2 separate regions of the Homo sapiens genome follow, and region 2 is linked to region 1. Evidence: chromatin loops called from intact Hi-C (ENCODE). Cell type or tissue: ascending aorta. All regions are shown on one strand. Each heading gives the region's core, and the rest is flanking DNA. Links, peaks and the distances in the headings are about the cores only.

What was found. A loop is a pair of places that touch in the nucleus more often than their neighbours do. Peaks named below come from ENCODE experiments on the same cell type or tissue, not always from the same donor. Only the 100,000 strongest peaks of a DNase experiment are listed, where the experiment ranks them.
Region 2: a loop joins it to region 1, with 10 times the contacts of the local background. A loop is called at or near these places in 2 of 110 quality-filtered maps.

What each region holds. Positions count from the first base shown.
Region 1 is chr9:8,713,667-8,724,386 of GRCh38, reverse strand. All of the region lies in intron 12 of PTPRD (protein tyrosine phosphatase receptor type D), which reads left to right. It also overlaps the pseudogene RPL18AP11. Among named protein-coding and RNA genes, the nearest start is that of PTPRD-AS1, 140 kb to the left of the region's middle. In ascending aorta, for the core only: no CTCF peak of the experiment used is centred there; a DNase peak (open chromatin) is centred at 5,852; H3K4me3 peaks cover 1,078 bases; H3K27ac peaks cover 2,490 bases.
Region 2 is chr9:8,780,521-8,791,240 of GRCh38, reverse strand. The region is part of intron 11 of PTPRD (protein tyrosine phosphatase receptor type D); the gene reads left to right. Among named protein-coding and RNA genes, the nearest start is that of PTPRD-AS1, 72 kb to the left of the region's middle. In ascending aorta, for the core only: no CTCF peak of the experiment used is centred there; no DNase peak of the experiment used is centred there; H3K4me3 peaks cover 3,234 bases; H3K27ac peaks cover 4,473 bases.

The sequences.
Region 1 (10,720 bases), core at 1,422-9,421:
GGAGGCTAGACTGCTTGACACTTAAACATTTTTTAAAATTGACCTTTGTGAAGAAGCATTATTCTAAAACTGAACCACCAACAGATTGTTAAAATTTAGAGTGAAGGAGAAAACCATGTTAAGAAGGGACCTAAAGTGTATTCAGTACCTTATAAGTAATCCTTTGTTTTTAACATGGCATTTAAAAAATTCCCCCCAAATTTATCTTTACTCAGTCTTGTAATTTCACTTTTTAATCATGAAGTTCAGATAGTTTTATCTAAACTTATCTTTTTGTTAATATCTGTTAAAAATGTGGAATCCAGAATCAGTTTAAAACAATGAAGTTCAGTGCCTTACTACAAAAGACATTACAATTTAGCTTTGTTCTCTCATAAAAGTTTTAAATTCACTGTACAATTTGCAATAGGTTTTCAAAAATCAACATAGTACTGTGGCAGTTATTTACAGTAACTACAGTTATTAAATGTGGCTTTAAGATACACTAAGTACTTAAATCGTCAGTTTAAAAAATAGCACACAATCTATTCCTTTTAAGCTAAAAATACGGAAAGTATAACAAATCTACTAAACCAAGTATGTTTTCTTAGTTTTTTTGTGTGTAAAGATAAATATATAGAGAAACATATACTTAAACCTTTTTAAGATGCTTATAAAGGAGTGAGAGAAAAATAAAATGCCATTGTTTGTCACTAAAAGTCATTTAAACCTTTAATCTACAGTGATTTTAGGTTGATAGAAACTCCTCTAATATCTATACTTATCTTTTAAAACAAATTTCAGTAACATTTCATTTAAAAGTAATAATACTTTTCATTCAGCGCATGACTACAGTGTGCCTCCAATAAGCCAGATCCAGATTCCTGTTACCACAGACTTTATATTCTAGTTGGGATGTTGTGGAGAAAGGAGCAGTGCAGCAAGACATGGCTATGGGCAACAAGTCACTGAACGGCGTGACTTTGGAGAGTGATAAATGCTGCAAAGATCGTAAAACAGCATGATGTAATATGAGAGTAAGAGAGGATATGAAGGGAGAGGATAGGTCTTGGTTTGGTTTGTCATATGTCAAGGAAGGTGTTACTGAGTGAGATACAACACTTGAGCCGAAGAATGGGAAGGGTCCAGCTATGAAAAAATGGAGTTCAGAGCATCCAGGCAGATGGGGGAATGAGTGTAAAGACCTTAGTGCAAGGAGGGAGCCTAGTGTGTTCAAAGGACAAAATAAGGTCCAGGAGACACATCATGGGGCCCTGGAGGTCGTATAAAGGGTTCGGATTGCTGGGCTAGGTATAGGAGAGTATGTAGGGAAACACATATATTATTGGGACATCTATTTATTAAACTTGAATTAGGTACTACTGTTCTCTACTAGGACAAAATGTGTATATATTTTTCCACAAATAGTGCATTGAAGGTTTGATACAACCTCCTGATCAAGTTATAAACTCACTGTCTAAACAGCTTAACTGAAATTTTCTTTGCACCAGCCGATATAGACTTGCAACACCAAAGACTTTGGTAAATAAAAGCACAAATGTCTGCTTTTAGCTCGTTATCTCTGGTCAGTTTTATTTTTCTTTTAAAGCAGATGATAGTTTTACATTGGAAACATGCAATTAAGTCTACACTTTCCTTCATCAATATCCATAGCTGCAGATAGTGAAGGACGGTACATTTGTAAAGTAAGGCTGTTATTGGAGGGTGATGGTCAACATAGAATTGCAGGGAAGAAAGGAACTTCAATAGGGCTTTTCCCTATATGCTTCCATTTTGTCAAAATTACAGCAATAGGATTCCTAAGTGATTTGTTGAAGTCCCTATATAGATTAAAGCTTTTTAATAAAATATTTCCTGGTAAACTTCTTCCATTTAAGAAAAAAAAAAACCCTTTATTGTTTATATGATTTAACATATTTGGATTTATTTTAAGACCAATGGGAATGTAAGGTAATACATAAAATGATTATTAAACCATAACTTAAATGTTTTCTCTAAAATAGTACATGGTGTTAGTAACCAGATTTGCCTTAAATAATGGCTCCCTTGCCTACCAGGAGCAATTTTCTCAATTCTCCTGGGAGGATAATTGAGAATAGGTAGGAGAATTCTGACCCTTTGGCAATGCTCACAGCTCTCACAGGCTCCTGTGAAGTTTAAATGAGATCCTGAATGTGAAGTCCTGTGAGGTTCAGTTTTCATTCTGTTCTTTCTCTCTGTACACACACACACACACACACACACACACACACACACACACACAGAGTAATACTTAATGTATGGAGAAATCAGCTATTTAACATTTTTGACCTATTGAGATGATTTTTCTTATCAAGGAATTCTACTCAGGAAGCAGCTTACAGTCCAGTTGTGACAACCCAGTGGTCTCTCAACATTGAGAACTGTCCCCTGAGGGGGGCAAAATCACCCAATTGAGAACCACTGATGTTGCTTGTGAAAGCTTTGGAACAGAAGGTTGGAGCAGAGGTTAGGAGAGATAGATAATGCCCTTCTAATTAATATGGGGTTTGGAAGGGAGAAATTTTGTTAGAAATATGATAGACCTTTCACAAGCTCTTGAAATCAGCTGTGCGAATTGGGAAAGAGAAATCGTAGTTCTGTGTAATATCTGTAAAACCAGAAGCAGATTGCCTTATCACTTTATGTCTCAGTTTTTGTTGTCTGGAGTATTAGATGATAATTATAGGATTGCTGTAAAGACAAAAGCAGGTTAAGCAATGTAAGGTGTTTAGTACTATGCCTTGCACATAGTAAATGCTAAATAAACATTAGCCATTATTATAAACTATTTTATGGTATATTAATTTTGTTAATATTTTATTTTTATCAATAAAATTAATTTTATCTTAATTAATTACCACAGTGATTGTGATACCTTTCACTTGAATACTTGAATAATGATTTAAACACTTTATCTTTCTTTTTTTTTTTTTTTTGAAATGGAGTCTCACTCAGTCGTCCAGACTGGAGTGCAGTGGTGTGATCTCGGCTCACTGCAACCTCTGACTCCTAGGTTCAAGCGATTCTTGTGCCTCAGCCTCTCGAGTAGCTAGGATTACAGGCATGTGCCACCATGCCTGACTAATTTTTGCATTATTAGTAGGGATGGGGTTTTTGCCATGTTGGGCAGGCTAGTCTCGAACTCCTGACCTCAGATGATCCCCCTGCCTCGGCTTCCCAAAGTGTTGGGATAACAGGTGTGAGCCACTACGCCCAGCCAGTTTAAACACTTTATCTTCTTAATCTCATTTGTTCCTGAATATTCTAAGTGTAGGCAACATAATTTTTATCCTCCTCACTTCTCAGATTAAAAAAAAAAAAAAAAATCCAAGGGTCAGAGTAGATGACCTGCCTAGAGCAAAAAGGTGAATAGGTGATGGGGAAGGACCTAAAACACACACTCATGATTCCCTGTCCAGAGAAGAGGCAGAACAGCTGAAAAGAGCAGGCAAGAGAGCTCAAAATGCACAGCAGCCAGAGGGCCCAAGAGATGCCAGTGGGCATCAGGTCCAGAGTTATCCAGGTTCATTGTAGTTACTATGCCCCTCATTGATAGTCATCTTCAGGCCCTAGAGTCATGGAGGAAAGTTATGTCACAGTCACAGCTTACACACTGTGTAAGAATTGAGAAGCACTGAGTGGCTTTTAGAATGGCTTCTAATTTCAATTAAAAAAAAACACATCAATTTGGAAATTTTTGATTTCTGTGTGACTAGTGTTTCACTATAAAATGATTTCCATTCTTTTATTAGGCTTTCTTGTTCTTATTTGTCAATTTGATTATAAATTGTCAGCAGTAAGGTCTGCTTTCAAGATTTTGTCATTGTGATCATGTTGTCACTTTTTACTCATCATCATGGTGTGGTAAATTGGAAATCATGGCCAAAATATTTTACAGTTCCTCTCATCAAGGTGCAGTCCGTTTCCCCACTCCTTGAATGTGGGTTAGTCCCCTGACTGGCTTTGATCAGTAATAGGAGGGTGCAGAAGTGGTAGTACACCAGCTCTGGGCCTGGCCCTTCAGCAGCCTGGAAGCTTCTACTTTCACTCTCTGACATATTGAGTCATCATAGCAAGATGCTCAACTGCCCTGCTGAAGGGACCCCACAGAGAGGGAGAAATACTCAGCCAGCCCACACCTGTTGCAGCTGTCCCAGGTGAGGAGCTAGATATAAGAGCCAAGCCATCTTGGCATTCCAGCCAGAGTCCAGCCTCTTCTTCATGACTATAAGCCATATGAGTGACCACATGGGAGGTGGAGTTTAAAATCTTCTAGCTGAGGCCTGGAGGGAAGAATCATGTGCAAAGAAATCTTTGCCTTAAGCCATTTTTGAAGGGGTTTTTAACACAGCAATAAATAGCTGAAACACATGGTGATTACTGTTATCAAAATGAAGCATCTACCAGCTTGAGGAACAATCTTAGACCTGCAGTTTCCTCTGGAACTGTAACACAGATGGTATTCTAGATAACACACTTTTAAATGCAAGGTTTTTTTTTTTTCTTTTTCTTTTTTTTAGAGTAAATGAACACATTGATATACATTAGCTAAAGCCCTACTTGGCGCTAACATTTTAAAAGCCTTATACATTTTGCATGCCTTTTGACCAGAGGTCAGCAAATGTTTTCTGTAAAGAGCTATATGGTAAATATTGTTGGCTTTGTGGGTCTCTATCACAGCTATTCAACTCTGCCACTGTAACAAGAAAGTAGCCACAGCCAATACAAAATAAATGGGTAAAACAGTATTCCAATAAAACTTTATTTAAAAATACGTGCAGTGGGCCAGATTGTTCAAGAGTCCTAGTTTGATCACTCCTGCTTTTGACCTTACTCACCTGCAACTCCTCATCAGACAGGAGAAAGTGGAGAATATCAGCAAAGGACCTTGTTTAACCTGATGAAGTTAGTTAAAGGGAAGAGATTAGTTTGATTAGCCTCCTTTATCACTTTGCTTTGTTAGTAATGTTTATTGGGAGCAGATTAATTAGAAGAAATATGTTCAAGGAGCACATCTCTTGATAAACATAGATGTCTAATGGCGCTTAACCTTTAAAATGTATGCAGAAAAAGCTTTGCATGTTATTGCTCTTCATGTCTTTTGGGGGTGCTTCAGGTATTCAGCTGTTAGTGCCATTTCAAATTGCAAACTCCTGAAAAATGAATAATTTATCAGCTGAGGGATAGTTTTCATTGCACGGTGTGCCTGACATTTGGAGCTATGAACATCTTAAAAAAGAGGAAAAAAGTGCTGGAAAGTATTACATTTGCTTGGAAAGTTGTAAGGGGTCTGTGAAGAAACAGTTTGTAATCATGGGTCTCGAAGCCTGAGATTGGTTTCATAAAGGCAAATAAAAGCACAAAAGTCATGGTGAATTTGATCACATTATAGATGCTTCTGGTGTAGATATACTCTGTACCATTTTGGTGCTTATAAATCAAAAGCAAAATAAAACTAATGAGAAAACACCATTGATCCAGCAGCAAACGCTCGGAAATAACACTACGCTCCATCGTGCCAGCAAACTGAAACGCTTTTGTGGGAGGTGGGAATGAGAAGGTTCAGAATTGGAATCCCTGGCTCACGTGGGAAAATTTAAGAACGAACTATGGTCAGCTTGTCCTGGCAGTAAATAGGAGGCACACGTTTCTGCAGATGTAGGAAGGGCATACCTATATTCTTGTAAGGACTGAGGTTGTTTAGAATTGTATAGAGAAGGCGGACTAATTAGATTAAACAAAACTCTTGGCTTAATATGAAGGAAAATGACTAATAGTTAAGTCTATTCAACTATGGTGTAAACTCTCAGGGGAAAGAGTGAGAGCCCCACAGCATGACTCATTTGATGTAAGCAGCAGAAACCACTGTGGAGAACTACTATTTCTGAAATAATCCAAACTACATCAGAAAAGGTTATAAAAAGACTATTTAGCAACTGAACAACACATACTTCTTTTTCATTTCAATTGTTGTGATTTGGAGTGAGAGGGAAACGAGGGGTATTATGATAATTATAATAAAACAGTTACTTGCGTTCTGAGATCTAGTTTCTCTAGAGAGCTTGTAGTTTAACAAATGAATCTGACACCCCTACTGGGCAGGGAATAATTGGCTTAAATCCCTTTGGTGTATTTACTCAGGCCACTAGATTGCTTTTTCTAGCCTGAAGAAAGCTTTGACAAATTATGATCACCAACATTTTGCTAGCCCAAAAAGTGCTTTCTGATTTTCCAGCTTTACAAGCATTCTCCCCTTCTCCCTTTCTTACTTCACAGCTTTGCCTTTCAGGTCTCACCTCCTCTTCCAGGTCCATCTTTTTCTGCTGTCTTCATCCACTCTTATTTAGTGCTCACTATGTTGCAGGCATTTGAGTTACAAGGAAGATAGACCCAAGTCACTGCTGTCAGACTAGTGGTAAAGATAATTATAATAAAGGGAATTCAGGGCAGGAGGTAGATATATGCACAGGATGCTACCAGGAGCGGGTTCCTTATTGGAATTTACAGGGAATGTTCATAGGTGTGCCGGAGACAGAGAAATTGTGGAGGGCATTAAGGCAAAGCTAATGATCTTGGAACTTGTCCGGTAAAACGGTGATTCTCAACTTGATAAAACATCAGAATCACTTGGAATAGAATGTAGACATGTAGGCCCCACACCAACTAATTTAATAAAAACATGTGAAGGTGAGGATCAAGCATAGCTAATTTAAAAAATGCCCCTCAGTTTATTCTCAAGTGAGGCTGAGTATTACAAATTACTAGGGAACCCAGTGAAAGTTTTAAACTGGGAAGTGTTGTGGCCTGACTTGAATTTTCAATAGGTCACTGGCAGCTATGTGGAGGATGCGTTGGAGGGTGGAAGACCAGTTAGGAGACTGCTGTGAAGTCAAATAGAATGAGGGTCTTGAGGATCTGAACTGTATTTTTGAATATGGGATACCAAAGGACCCTATACAAAACTTATTCAAGAGGTGGAATTTGCAGGATGTCATGATGAGTTGACTTTATAAGTGCTTGATGAGTCATAGAAGGGACAGCCAGAGAGGATGAGACGTAGGTTGGGGAGGATACACTTTGTGTATTTCTCTTCCATCCCTGCTTCTCCCCCCAACACACCTAATGCACATTGATACGGTTTTTGTGTCTCTCCTAGAGGTATCATAGTTTTCATATGTTACTTTTAGATGTATTTGTCTAACTTTTCTTTCTTTAATTCTTTTTTGAGACAGTGACACACTCTGTCACCCAGGATGGGGTACAGGTGCAACCCCTGCCTTCTGGGCTCAAGGACATCAGCCTCCCCAGTAGCTGGGATTACAGGCACATGCCACCATGCCTGGTTAATTTTTTGTATTATTTTGTAGACAAGGGGTTTTGCCACGTTGTCTAGGCTGGTCTTGAACTCTTGGGCTTAAGCTATTTGCTCCCCTTAGCCTCCCAGAGTGCCCAGCCTAAAATTTTCAATTCTCATACAAGTTTATTTATTCATCTCAGATTCTGCCTCACCCCCAACCCCCTACATTCCAATACTGGGCCTTCCATACAGCCAGTGACCAGGAGAGTAACATTCATTATTGAGGTAGGCCAGTTCAACTGTTTCGAAAGTTTGTGTTGTATCTCATGAGGGAAGCCACCACCCATTCTCTTCTTCCTATTTGGGAGTGCATGCTCCGGATCCTTTGATTTTCCTAGTGCAGCTTAAAGTCTAGGTTTATATGTGAACCATCCCCTAGGTTTTACAATAATATTGAGGCTAAAGGAAGTACATCTTTGGGATGGATCTCGTCTGCGACTATAGGCTTTCAATCTCTGTGTAGGGCCTCTAGAAATTTGTAGAACTGAAATGAATAAAATTTCTCAATACCAGCAGTTTCCAGCTATTTCTGTGCTTAACAATAGGAAATGTAAGAATTGGCAGCAAACATTTGGGCTGATTCTGTTTGTGTAAAGTGAATTAGAGAATGGATTCTATTACCTAGTATCTTACACTAAAATATGAAGCAGAAGGACACATTTGAAGTACTTTAACCACAATTACATAGATACTTCTAGTGAATGTGAATTTGGGATGATGAATTATTCATTTAAATCCTTTGGTTCTCCTTGTAGGTTCTAACAATGCCAGGTTTACAGACCTTAGGTGTCTCCTAGCCCAAGGGTGGGGAGAGAGGCTCCCCCTCTCTTCTCCTGGTTTCATCCATCCTCTGGAGTCAAGTTATTAGGTTATTAGGTTGGTGCAAAGGTAATTGCGGTTTTCGCAATTAAATAGCTTGGTTGCTGGAGCTCCTTTTTTCTCTTAGGGACTGCTGTGGCTACCCAATGTGAAGCCACAGACCTGTTAAGGCTAAAGAGCAGGTGAACAGTAGTTCAGCCAGTGAATTAGCATTTCAAGGGCCAGTGCTCCAAAGGGCATTGCCCAAGTGAGCAGCTAAGTAGAAGCAGGAATTTACTCATACTGTAATGTCTGTGTACTATTTCTGTGAAAATGACTTTTGAATTGTCTGAAGGCTAAACATTTGGTGCTAAACTTTAAACTTATCTATTTTGTTGTAATTGTCTCTAGAATGTACTTTGCCTGTCTCAATATTAAAGAGATCAAATGAAACATGATTGCTGCTTGATTATTGAGGTGACACTAATTAGGAATATCAATTTATATTTTTCTCTGTTAAGAGGCCCTGAGGAATGACTGTGGTAGATCGTTGGCCTGACTGTTGCATTTTTGTAGGTCCGTATGTGTTTTATAACTTTAGTTAGAAGAAATATGGTGTGGTGGGAAGAGCATTGGTTTTTAAATAAAATGATCTGAGTTCAAATCCTGTATTTTGCTATTTACTGGATAAGTGGTCTTGGTCAAGTTTGTTAACCTCTCTGAGCATATATATTTTTTAATTTTATGCAGCTTCTATATATTCTACACCTACTGCCCGCCAGCATATCGCTGGATGCTGGTGGTATGATGGCAAGATGGGAACAGGTAGGGTCTGTGCACTCCTGTAGCTTCCAGGCTAATCTTAGGTTGCTCATCTGTGAAATGGGTGTGAGAACCTCATCCTGCAGTTGTTATGTGTTGTGTGAGAATTAACTGGGATAATGTGTTTGAGGTCCTGGCAGCGATTAGAGGCTCATAATTGGTCGATGTAGCTGTAGGATTTGCTTTTTCTGCTGAGCTTAGTTGATGACACCTTCTAATTTGCTACCTTAAATTTACAGCAGCTATTTTTTTTTTTCATAGATCTTTTGTGCATTCACATTTTAACTCACAGATATTGTTCAGGTCTTGGAAGTGTGAGCTTTCTCTCTTTCTTCTTGAATGTCTTGTATATAGGTCCTTAAGCAACTCATTCATTTCAGAGATATTCTTTTTATTCTAGGCTTTTGAGATACAACAGTGACCAAGACAGACAAAAAAAAAAATCTTGCACCATTAAGGTCGCATTCTAGGGGGCTCTAAATTATGAAATTGAACAATAAATACAATATAATAAACAATACAATTGATAAATAGGAAAGTATATTATGTGTTCAAAGGTGACCTAAGTATTATGGTGGGAGAAAGACCAGAGTAAGGGAAATCAGGAGGGTGCATGATGGGGGTGGGTAGGGGTTCAGATGTGATTTAAAATTGGGTAGTCAGGTCAGTGAGAAAGTGACATTTAAGCAAAGATTTGAAGGAGGTAGGGAAGTTAGCCATGGGGAGGAGTATTCCAGGCCAGGAAAACAGCCAGTCCAAAGACCCTAGGGCAGGACCTTGACTAGCAGGTTCTAGGAATAGCAAGGGGAATGAATGGAGAAAATGTAAAGGATTAGGAGAAAAACCTTGTACAGAGATCCTATAATGGGGAGGTATTCTACTGCGCACCAAGCTATCTGGAGGTCAGGCTTCCTGGAAGCAACAGGAGTATTTAGGAGTTTGCTAGTGATGTTGGGATTTAAGAGCCAACAGGCAGAAAAAAAAGCTTGTGCCAAGGCTCAAAGGAATATGACTAGTGTCTGCAAAGGGCAGAATAAAGGAGGCCGTGATATAAAACAAAACAAAACAAAACAAAAAAAAACCCAATAAGCTGTTAAAGGGGAAAGGTAAAGATGATTATATTTGTGCTTTGTTAGGATTACTCTGATTACAATATGGAAAATAATCATTGCTCTTGATGGCACTGATAACTGAGACACAAAAATTTTCTCCTGAAGTGATGGATGTCCAAGAACAAGTAGATTATATAGATCATCTCTTTAGGTTTGTGACCCGCTTCTCATCTGATCCACCTTAGGCTTTAATTAGGGCCGTTATTCATTATTATGGCCAATAGTAAATTTCTTGCCAGGATACTCTGACTTGTAGCATTCTGATAGGACTAACTGATTCAAAGCCTGAAATTGAGTCACTGTGTACCAAGGTCAGGCCTCACTAATTCTCACCATGGTCCTCCAAGTTATGCGTCAGTGGATAAAGATTTTTTTTTTTTTCCACCGGGGCGTTCCTGAGTTTATTTGGGGCGCACCCGGGCGAGGGCCCTGCACCTAGAAGAAGGTGTTGGGCCTCTTGGTGGTGAATCGTGGCTTGTGCTGAAGGCGCAGGACCCGGTGGGGCAGCGGGAACTTGATCTTGCAGTCGTGGAACTGCTTGACAGCCTGCCGGCGTCACTTGCTGGCCGCGATCTCTTCCACCATCATGATCTGAATGGAGTGGGCCCGG
Region 2 (10,720 bases), core at 1,352-9,351, 67 kb before region 1:
AAGAAAAAGAAAAAGGAAAAAAAAAATTGTCTTCTCCTCTGCATTGTATTCTTTCTACATCCTTTGTCACTGTTTCTCATGTTTACCATTTTAATTTCCATGTAATTGGCCTCTTTGAGGATTCTACTTTCTTCTGCCTTTAGTTCACTCTCTCCATAGAAGCCAGTTGCCTTAAAAATCCTGATGTAATCTTGATATTCACCAGCTTCAAATATGGTGTGAGTCTTTATTGGCTATAGCAGCACTGCCTACTATCACTTTCCTCAATAACAAAAGCGTTCTGTATCTTCTGTTTTGTCCAGTATAGAGCTAGTAACCACACGTGGCGGTTGAGTACTTTAAATGTGGATAGTGAGACTGAGGGACCGAATTTTTACTTTTAATTTTAAATTAATTTAAATAGCTTTGGATAGCATAGGTCTATAGAATAAAGTACAACATTTCTGTTTTGTCACTACCCCCTTTTTTTTTTCCTTTCCCTACATACTAAGCAAATATACAAATTGTATGTATCTAATGTAATATTTTGCAACCTTTTAACCTCAATCCACACTAAAAAATGTTTTCTCTTGTGACTAAGGTATGCTTAGATATTCATACATGCTTAACAAGTATTAATTTATCATCTAGTACGTACAAAGCATTGTAGATGTATCTGTGAATAAAACAGATGCAGGCACCTGTAGTCCCAGCTACTCGGGAGGCTGAGGCAGGAGAATTGCTTGAACCTGGGAGGCGGCGGTTACAGTGAGCCAAGATCGCACCACTGCACTACAGCCTGGGCAACAGAGTGAGACTCCATCTCAAAAACACAAAATAAAACAAAAAACAGACAAGATTCCCTACTCTCCTGAGGCTAACACTTTATTGGACAAGAAAGACAATGTATAATAAATAATAAATTTATTTATTTTTTTATAAATGAGGCCAAGTGCAGCGGCTCACACCTGTAATCTTAATGCTTTGGAAGGCAGAGGTAGAAGGATCACTTCAGGTCAGGGGTTGGAGACCAGTCTGGGCAACGTAGTGAGATCCCGTCTCTACAAAAAATAAAAAAAATATTAGGCATAGTGATGCGTGCCTGTAGTCCCAGCTATTCAGGAGGCCAAGGCGGGAGGATTGCTTGAGCCCAAGAGTTTGAGGCTGCCGTGAGTGATGATGGCAGCACTGCAATTCAGCCTGAGTGACCCAGTGAAACCCTGTCTCAAAAAAAAGAAAAAGGCAAGTAAATAAATAATAAACACAATGAAAGTGAGTTGTATAGTATTGTATAGTGTATTAGAAGGTATAGTGGAATTTATCTGTCATTTCCATATGGTTCTTTTTGTGTCTTGTTTAAGAACTGCTTTCTACCCTCCAGATTCAAAGATACACTCTAGTCTTTTCTAAATGTTTTATAGTGTTAATTTTCACATTTAAGTCTTCAATCCACCTGGAATTTATTTTTGTGTATGGTGTGAGACACGGGTTGAATTCCACCCCCTCCCGATATGGGATGCTAATTCTCTGCTATTCTGGTTTTTTTTAAAGATGTTTCTGATTGTAACTCATTAAATTGATTTTTTTTGCCCCTCAATAATAAGGTACTAGCAGTTTAAAAAATTGCTCTACTGTTTCTAAACCACCTCTTAAATGCCCAGTGGCATTTACATTGCCAATAACGGAATTTAAACTTGAACTAGCTAAAAACAAACACCAAAGAAGACAGGAGTGCTAATATGGGTCACAGAACCTTAAGGCAGGGATGCAGCCTTAGGAATAGATTGAAATTCTACTGCTATGTGTACATCAATTCATACATTTTTCTACAGAGCAGGTCAGTGGGAATTACGGCTACTAACAGTTCCTGAGCTTTACATATCATGTATCCAACTACTGAAGGAAGTCTGTTTCCATTTATGTCCCACATTTTCATTGACACATTTTGGGTCAGACAACCACCTCTGTGCCAATCAGCTATGGTGGCTTCTGCTGCAAAATGTGGCAGATGAGAAGAGAGAACTTTTGGGCCAAATGCTGAAAAAACAATTCATTAGTAGAAGCATTAAGTATAATCTGTGTCTCGGGGTGCCTTTACTCATACTCTAATTGAGCCCATAAAATGGCATCTTTGGTGATGCCTTTGGAGTCATCCTTCAGGCAGTCAACTGGCTTCCTCTAAGCAAATGCTTCTTACTGGCCTCTCACAGTACTGCTTCTTATAATAATTGGAATGACTCAGTCCTGTGTCTGTTTTAGCTGTGAACTGTGATGCATATATATAGCTAGATAAAGTTATTTTTATGTAAAGTAATGTGACATTGATAAGGTCCAGTAAACATTAAATTGGTGATATAAGAACATCATAACATGTAAGACATCTTGCCTGTACTGGATTAAATTTCCATGAACTTCCAAAGTTGTACTGCACATTGCATCAATTCCTGAGTAAACAGTTGGTTGATAAATGAATTCTGTTCTTCGGAAGTGGGTTGGAAGCAATAGGATTGACTTGGGCTATTTTTCCTGATATTTTAAATTTGATTTTGCACTTGAAAACAGTTATGGCTGATTCGAATGATAAGAAATGTCATCAGTGTAGATGTTTGTTTTGATTTTCCTCCATAACTTTTCCTTTGCTGATTTTAAGGGAAACGTTTTTAGGCTAAGTTAAAAAATATCATCTTGGCCGGGCGCAGTGGCTCATGCCTGTAATCCCAGCACTTTGGGAGGCTGAGGTGGGCAGATCATCTGAGGTCGGGAGTTTGAGACCAGCCTGACCAACATGGAGAAACCCCGTCTCTACTAAAAATACAAAATTAGCCAGGCGTGGTGGTGCATGCCTGTAATCCCAGCTACTCGGGAGGCTGAGGCAGGAGAATGGCTTGAACCTGAGAGGCGGAGGTTGTGGTGAGCTGAGATTGTGCCATTGCACTCCTGCCTGGGCGACAAAAGCGAAACTCCATCTCACACACACACACACAAAAAAAAAAAAAAAAAAAAAAAAATCATCTTATATGAACCAAAAATATTTGGCTATGTTTTTCCATTATGGCCATGGTTACTCATAACCATTTTTTGCTTTCTTAATTTAGTTGTCCTAAATGAATTTTGAATGCAGAATAACAGATGTGATCAAGCACAGAATGTTTTCGATACATCCTGTTATTAAGAAAAAAATTTCTCCCTTATTTTGATGTAATGGAACATTTTCACAAAAGTAAGTAACTAAACTGGATTCATTTACTTCTCAAAGTTAGCAAATCTTTTACTTCTCAAAGTTAGCAAAAAGCACCTTTTAAATGTAAATAACACTTGTAGATAGGGTTAAAATGAGTTTTAAAAAAAGGTGATAGGGTGCAAAATGCTTCCTTTCTAGAGGTTGAAATTATAGTAAGCAAGATTATCCATCATTCATTTGGAAGATGACTGGGGTGGAGGCAGCATGAGTTGTGTTGCTGGGGCAGACATGACATAAAGGGTAGAGTCAGTACACATACTTGCAAAGATGTAGTTATGAGACCTAATAGGGACCTCTCTCCTGTCTTCCTGTCCTGTCCCATCTCTCCTTCCTTCCCCTCCTGTCATCTCCACATGACTCCCCTCTAATCTTCTCTCCTGCTCCGTTTCTCTACCTTCTTCAACTTTAGATATTTCACATATCTTTCCAGGGGGATTGAGAAAGATCCAGATGGATCTAGGCTTTATTCAATATCTTTTTTTTAACCAATATAGATTATTGTGTACACCCCTGTCCTAGACATTAATAGACTAGAAAAAGGCACAAATTATACATGTCAACTGGGGGAAAATGAGAAGGTAAAAAATTTTAAGATAAAGGGCAGGGAACAAATTGTCATCGTCAGAAATGAGGGATGTTTAAGGGGTTAGTACCCATTTTTAATATTAGAGAAATAATAATCCTCAAAGCAGCTTTGACTCCATATTGCTGTTGCTCAAGTAGAGTAACTAGAAGCTGAGTAAAGCTAGAAGTTGTGTGTTGAAAGTGTTGCTAGAAAAATCTGCTTAAGCAGCATGAGTGTCTAGCTTCCCAAGGTAACTATGGAAAAGGATGCAATAGCAATAGGAATGTGTAAGTTCTGGGCTGTTTAATATAGTTTTCTCAGGTCAGGCGTAGTGGCTCATGTCTGTAATTCTAGCACTTTGGGAAGCTGAGACAGGAGGATTGCTTGAGCCCAGGAGTTCGAGACCAGACTAGGCAACATCGTGAGACCCTGTCTACAAAAAAAAGAAAATATTAGCTGGGCGTGGTGGTGCGCACCTGTAGTCCCAGCTGCCACTACACTGCAGCCTGGGCAGCAGAGTGAGACCCTGTCTCTAAATAAATAAAGTAGTTTTCTCACCATGCTTTATATTTCCTCAGCAGACACCTAGGTATCATAATTGAAATAAACATTTCCTTAGGTGAGATACTTAAAATAGATTCACGCTCTGGGAATCAGTTTGTTAATGAAAATACACCCCTCGCCCCCCGCCCCCCCACCTTTTTTTTCCCTGAGGATTCAGGTATAAAACTCCAAATGTTTGACTGGGTGTGATGGCTCATGCCTGTAATCCCAGCACTTTAGGATGCCGAGGCGGGTGGATCACCTGAGGTTAGGAGTTCCAGACCAGCCTCGCCAACGTGGTGAAACCCCGTTTGTACTAAAAATACAAAAATTAGCCGGGCGTGGTGGCGGGCGCCTGTAATCCCAGCTACTCAGGAGACTGAGGTGGGAGAACAGATCTTTTGAACCCGGGAAGCGAAGGTTGCAGTTGAGCTGAGATGGAGCCACTGCACTCCAAGCTGGGCGACAGAGCGAGACTCTGTCTCAAAAAAAAAAAAAAAAAAAAAAAAAGAACTCCAAACTTTTCCTTTTTTGTCTGCCTGGAACAAATTTCAAAACATAGTGCCTAATACCTGCAAAAATAGAAATAACCACGGCATTGAACACACTTCAGTAATTGTTTTAGTTGAATTTATAGGATTAAAACAATTTCAGTGTTGACTGTTTAACAAAATGAAACTCATAGTTAACACAGGAACAAGTTCAATTATCTCTGAGTCGTTAATTTATGAATGGTTCCATGGCCATTTTCCATAGTAATGCTGAATCCCTCCCACCCTACCTTGTTCATATTCTGGGTCAGTATCTGAATTGCCACTAGCGGTGAACAATGTGTATGAGGTACACACACACACACACACACACACACACACACACACAACAAATTAAGCGGCTTCTCAGACTGCCTGTCTGGTGTTTGTTATCTATCTGTAGCAATTGGAAGTGATTCTGTTGGGCCATCTAAAGTGCACATTATAAAGGAAAAAGATTTTGCTTTTGTTTCCTTACTAGTAGCCATAGAAACTTTTAAAAACCATCTGTAATACATTACAGGAGAGTTTTTGTGTTCCTTATGCTTTTGCTAGTTTCTATTTGTATTATCTGTATATTGACTATAACCTCAGCTACCCTAGTTTGAAGCTTTACTTTAACTTACTGAACTTGAAGGAATTACAGATATTTTTACTCAATGGCCAGCATAACCACTCCTTGTTTAGCCACAGTACTTTTATATGGCTTCAGTGTGCTTTTATTTTTGTACTTTATTTGTTAAGCCGACTGGCAGTAATTCTGTGACATGGCTTTGACTGAGGAGTTGTAGCTGGTAGCCACAGCCTAGCTGATGGTCTTTAATATGGAGGCAGAGGGGCTGGCAGGAAGCAATAGTAAGGCGATTCACATTAGTTTCTTTTACTGCAAGTGTGAATACACACTATAGGTCATCAAAAGGATATTCAGGATTTTGTATTGTGGTTTGGACAGAACCATGACTATGTGAATTTACTGAAAAGGTTCTTGTTCTTTTGCCTTTGTAGCTAATCATATGTAATACAAGTCCCCTACTCCAGCCAGATTAAAACCATGGGTAATTCCTTTTGCACTAACTCTTAACATCTTCAATAGTTATGCCGGTATGACTGGGTTTCTCTTTCATTGATTAGTGTTTTTTTCCCCTGTTATTCTTCATCATCTCCTTGTTTCAGTCTCTTTTAAATATGTGTTCCCTCTTACCAAATTTCTTTTCTTGTACATATTTGTGTCTATACACCAAGTCCTGATTTTTGGTGGGCTGTGGGAGGCCTTGTTGTTTCTATTGAACAGCTTCATAAGGAGCCCAGCTGTTAGCTGTCAAGGGTTTTCTCTTTTATTAGTCTCAGAAGGCAGGACTGGCAGGGTGCAGCATGTTGGTACAAGATCCCAGCTGTTGTAATGGTGCTCTCGGAGTCCCTGATCATTTGAAACTTGAAGAAAATTTGACCTTATCATGGAAGTTGTTTCTGTTTGTTCATTTGTTTGTTTTTGAGGGGCTCGCAGTGCAAGATAAAAAGATGTAAATGATAACTGTAAGATATGGAGGCAGTATAGAGAAAAACGCGTGTTTCTGCTTTTCAAACTTTTTAGTAGCAGACATTTTTGGTATGGAGAGTTTAAGATACAGGGGGGATGTTAACTAATGTGGATGTAGAGAAATTTGTCCTGGCATATCTTTATTTGGTAAGCAGGCTAAGCAAACTTAGCAAAATTTATTCACGCTTTAAAAACATGAGATAAGAGCTCTTTCTCAGAGGCACACTCTTAAAAGTTTTGCCGAATTGGAAAGGTTCTGACGCTGTTTAATTAAAAGAAAAATGCAATAAAACCAGATTCTGTTTAAAAGGATTTTGCTTCTTTATGTAGCCTTGTCTTTCAGGTTCTCTGGGTGGCTTCTCTATGCCAGGATCCTTGGGAATAGTTTGATAAGCCGACCAAGTTATTGAATAAAGAGAATCATACACCTTAAGCAATGAAAATATCTGCCTTTACTTCATTGTGAAAGATTGACAGACAAGAACACACGTAATAGCATGCATTTACGTTTAAGAAATGAAATTTATTTAAAACTGGGAACCTTGAGAGAAAAGCTTGGTTGGGACTGAGTCATTACCCAGTTAAAAATAACCTTTCCAGGTCATGTCGTTTTGTTTGCCACAGTGAAATAAGTTTATTTCAGCAGAATGAAGCCATTATTAGCTTGGCAGAGTCCACTTGTCAGAATTTTATGGAGCACAACACCGTTTGGCTGGGAAATTCAATAAATACTGTAATGTGAGAGGAGTTAAACTCCAAGGGCTGAAGGGGCAAAGAGTGGAGGATTTGTTGCTAATTCATTGTTTCACAGCTCCAATAAGAAAGCATGAGGATATATGACGAATTATCATTAGAGGTCAGGCGCACAACCCTTTCGTGAATTACCAAAGCAGCAGGACTTGTGAGTAAAATAAAAACTTTAAGCTGTGTTAGGATGTATAGCACTGAAGGGGTAGCGTAAATATTGAGTGTCTCGATGCTCAAGTTTTTTATTTTTCTTTTTTGGAGGGTAATATGTCTTCTTTACCTGCCCTCCTGCTCTATCTGGGAATTTGTAAAGGAATAAAATACAGTTGAAAATCCTATGACAGTAGAATCCAGCCATCAGACCAGTACTGCAATATTGAAACGGAACTGAGCCGTTTGTCATCTTAACAATCTGGGAAACCAAAGCAGTGGCCACTCTCAAGCACCAGTGGGCTTCACCTTGAGGTATGAGGTAGTGTGTTCTAATGACCAGGGTATGGTGGGACTAAATTCCTACTTCTGTCACAATGTCACCGTTGACAAGTTATGTAACTTAAGTAGGCCTGGGCTTTTTTATCTGCAAAACGGTGTCAAGTAATAGTATTTATTTACTCCATAGAATCACTTGGGGATAAAATGAAAGAATACATATAAAACTTCAGTACAGCATCCATCATGTAGCAAAATAAACCGTAATGACTTCATACTTTTCAGTTGAATTTGAGTAGGAAACACCAGTTACTTTATGATATACAGAAAGTTACTAATACTAGGAAAAGTCTTTAACTTTGTGGGAAATTAATAACTCCAACATTGTGCTCTATTTATGTCATTATTCATTCACTTGTGAATGTCAATGTACAACTTTTTTATATAATTACAATCATTTTGAACTTTTTTTGTTCTGACTTTAAAATGGATTTCTTTATGAAAATTTCCGTTCTTCGTTATGATTCATATATGATATTTTCAAGTTTAATATTCTGGTCATGTTGATATGCTGTAATTTGCTCGAACTTCTTGTGGTGGGTTGTTGAATTTAAAACTGAAATTGAGTCTTGAGGAATGGGTAAGATTTAGTTGGATGGAGAAAAACTGCAAGGGTAGAGAAGAAACCTATTTTGAGATAAAACATCACTGCTTACCTATTTGGAGCTTTTCTGGCTACGTAGACTATTGAATTTCACATGAAAAAGAAGTGTAGGCCAGGCGTGGTGGCTCAGGCCTGTAATCCCAGCCCTTTGCGGGGGGCCAAGGAGGGCAGATCACGAGGTCAGGAGTTCGAGACCAGCCTGACCAACATGGTGAAACCCTGTCTCTACTAAAAATATAAAAATTAGTCAGGTGGTGGTGTGCGCCTGTAATCCCAGCTACTCCGGAGGCTGAGGCAGGAGAATTGCTTGAACTCGGGAGGTGGAGGTTGCAGTGAGCCGAGATTGTGCCACTGCACTTCAGCCTGGGCAACGGGGCGAGACTCCGTCTCAAAAAAAAAAAAAAAAAAAGCGTTAAGTATTTCTGTTTTCATGAGTGTCTCAGCACTGAAATAGGTTGAGGGTTCCCTTCCCATTTACCTTGAAAAGGGTGTTTGGCATATGTTTTAGCCATATGATGAAAAGAAATTGAGGATATAAAATTACAGTTAGATAGGAGGAGTAAGTTCAGGAGATGTATTGCACAACATGGTGACACAGTTAATAACAATGTATTGTAAACTTGAAAATTGCTAAAAGAGTAGATTTTGAATATTTTCACCATAAAAAAGTTGTTGACTACAGTTAATAACAATGTATTATAAACTTGAAAATTGCTAAGAGTAGATTTTAAATATTTTCACCGCAAAAAGTGAGGCATAGATATTTTAATTAGCTTGATCCATTCCACAATATATACATGTATATTTTGTATATGTACACATATGCAATTTTATACCATAAACATTATGGTATGTTTTATACCATAAACATTATGGTATGTTTTATACCATAAACATTATGGTATGTTTTATACCATAAACATTATGGTATGTTTTATACCATAAACGTAAAACATTATGTATACATAATAAACATACATAATATGCATAATATATATACAGTTTTTGTCCGTTTGAAAAATAAAAAAAAAAAGAAATTGAGGATGTCCACTGCTAACACCATACTTTTAAATTGATTTACTAGAATGTCTTATGGATGGACCATGAGCTGACCCACTTGCTGGCCTGTTAGGCATACAGAGTGACATGGAAGGACCTTTCACAATGTGATAAGTTACTAGGACCTTAAATATAGAGAAGACACTAAACTTGTTTTGGGAAAACGTACTCATTGTAATATGAAAGTATAGTTTGCATCATTTGCTTGTCAGCCTGACCTTCCTGCATCCCCTGCACAGTCTGATTAAGATTCAGAGAGCCTTGGAATTCATTTCATTTCATTAAAGCACTGCCCCAGAGTCCATTATTGCAAAATATTAGCATAGTGCTCCATGTGACCTTTAAAAGCTTAGAAAATGATAGAGTTTGACTCTTTCTTTATTTTAGTGCTTTGGATAATGCTTTTTTCCTGTTTTCCTATACTAATGAGTTGTACTCTTACTTTAAAACCTGCCTTCTGTTTTCAGTAAATCTTTTGACATATCTTTTTCTCAGCTAGGACACAGGTCTCCTGACTGTGTCTTTCTTCTTTCCCTTACTACCTTTATCTCCTAAGGGTATTTTCCTTGGAACTGGTAATTTTCACTCAAATGGATTAATATGGATACCACACCACAGGCTTCAGAGACAGCTTTTAAGCCTTCTGGAGGAGTTGCCAAAGTCATTTAAAGAGCAGCCCCCTGACTCTTAAGATTCTTTAGATAAAGAGTGCACCTCTGGACAGCTGATTGCCCCCTGCCGATGATAAATTCTCTTTCTTGTATCATTCCTTCAGTCTTGAAGTGGTACCAAGGCAAAGCCTTTTGCTGGTCATAAACTGCAGAATCTTTTAATCAGGGACTGGAAAAAAAAAAGTGGTTGGTGAAATTGGAGCTAACCATCCCGCATCCTCCTATTGAATTGTACTTGTAAGTACAGTTAAACCTAAAGAGAAGATTTCTTCAGAGTGTAATAGCTCCCCTGGGTATTTTTCACTGGAGCAGGTTAATTTATACTTACAATATCTGACCACAGCTGATCAATAGCAAATCTGTGATGTGCAGAAGGAAGCACTGGAGATACTGTAAGCAAACGTACCTCCACAATTGATACACATACAACCACTTCCGAGATTATTTTTGGCACAATCTCCTTCCTTTTCTGGCATCTATAAACTGGGGTTTAAGGATGACTTATTTGTTTCTTTACTTACCTCAGGATTTTGAGGATAGAATATTTCTTGGCCTTGAAGGTCATGCATGATAATTCATGTTCACATGAGGTAGATTCTCAGGCCTTGCCTGAGTCTAGTTTTTCATTCTACTGACTGACACACACTGAGAGCCTGGCTCTGGGGTTGCTTCGGGTACCTCACAGAGAGAATAAAAGCACCTTGGCTTGGCAGAAACTACCATGGACATTTTTTGTTAGACTTCTCCGGTACCTC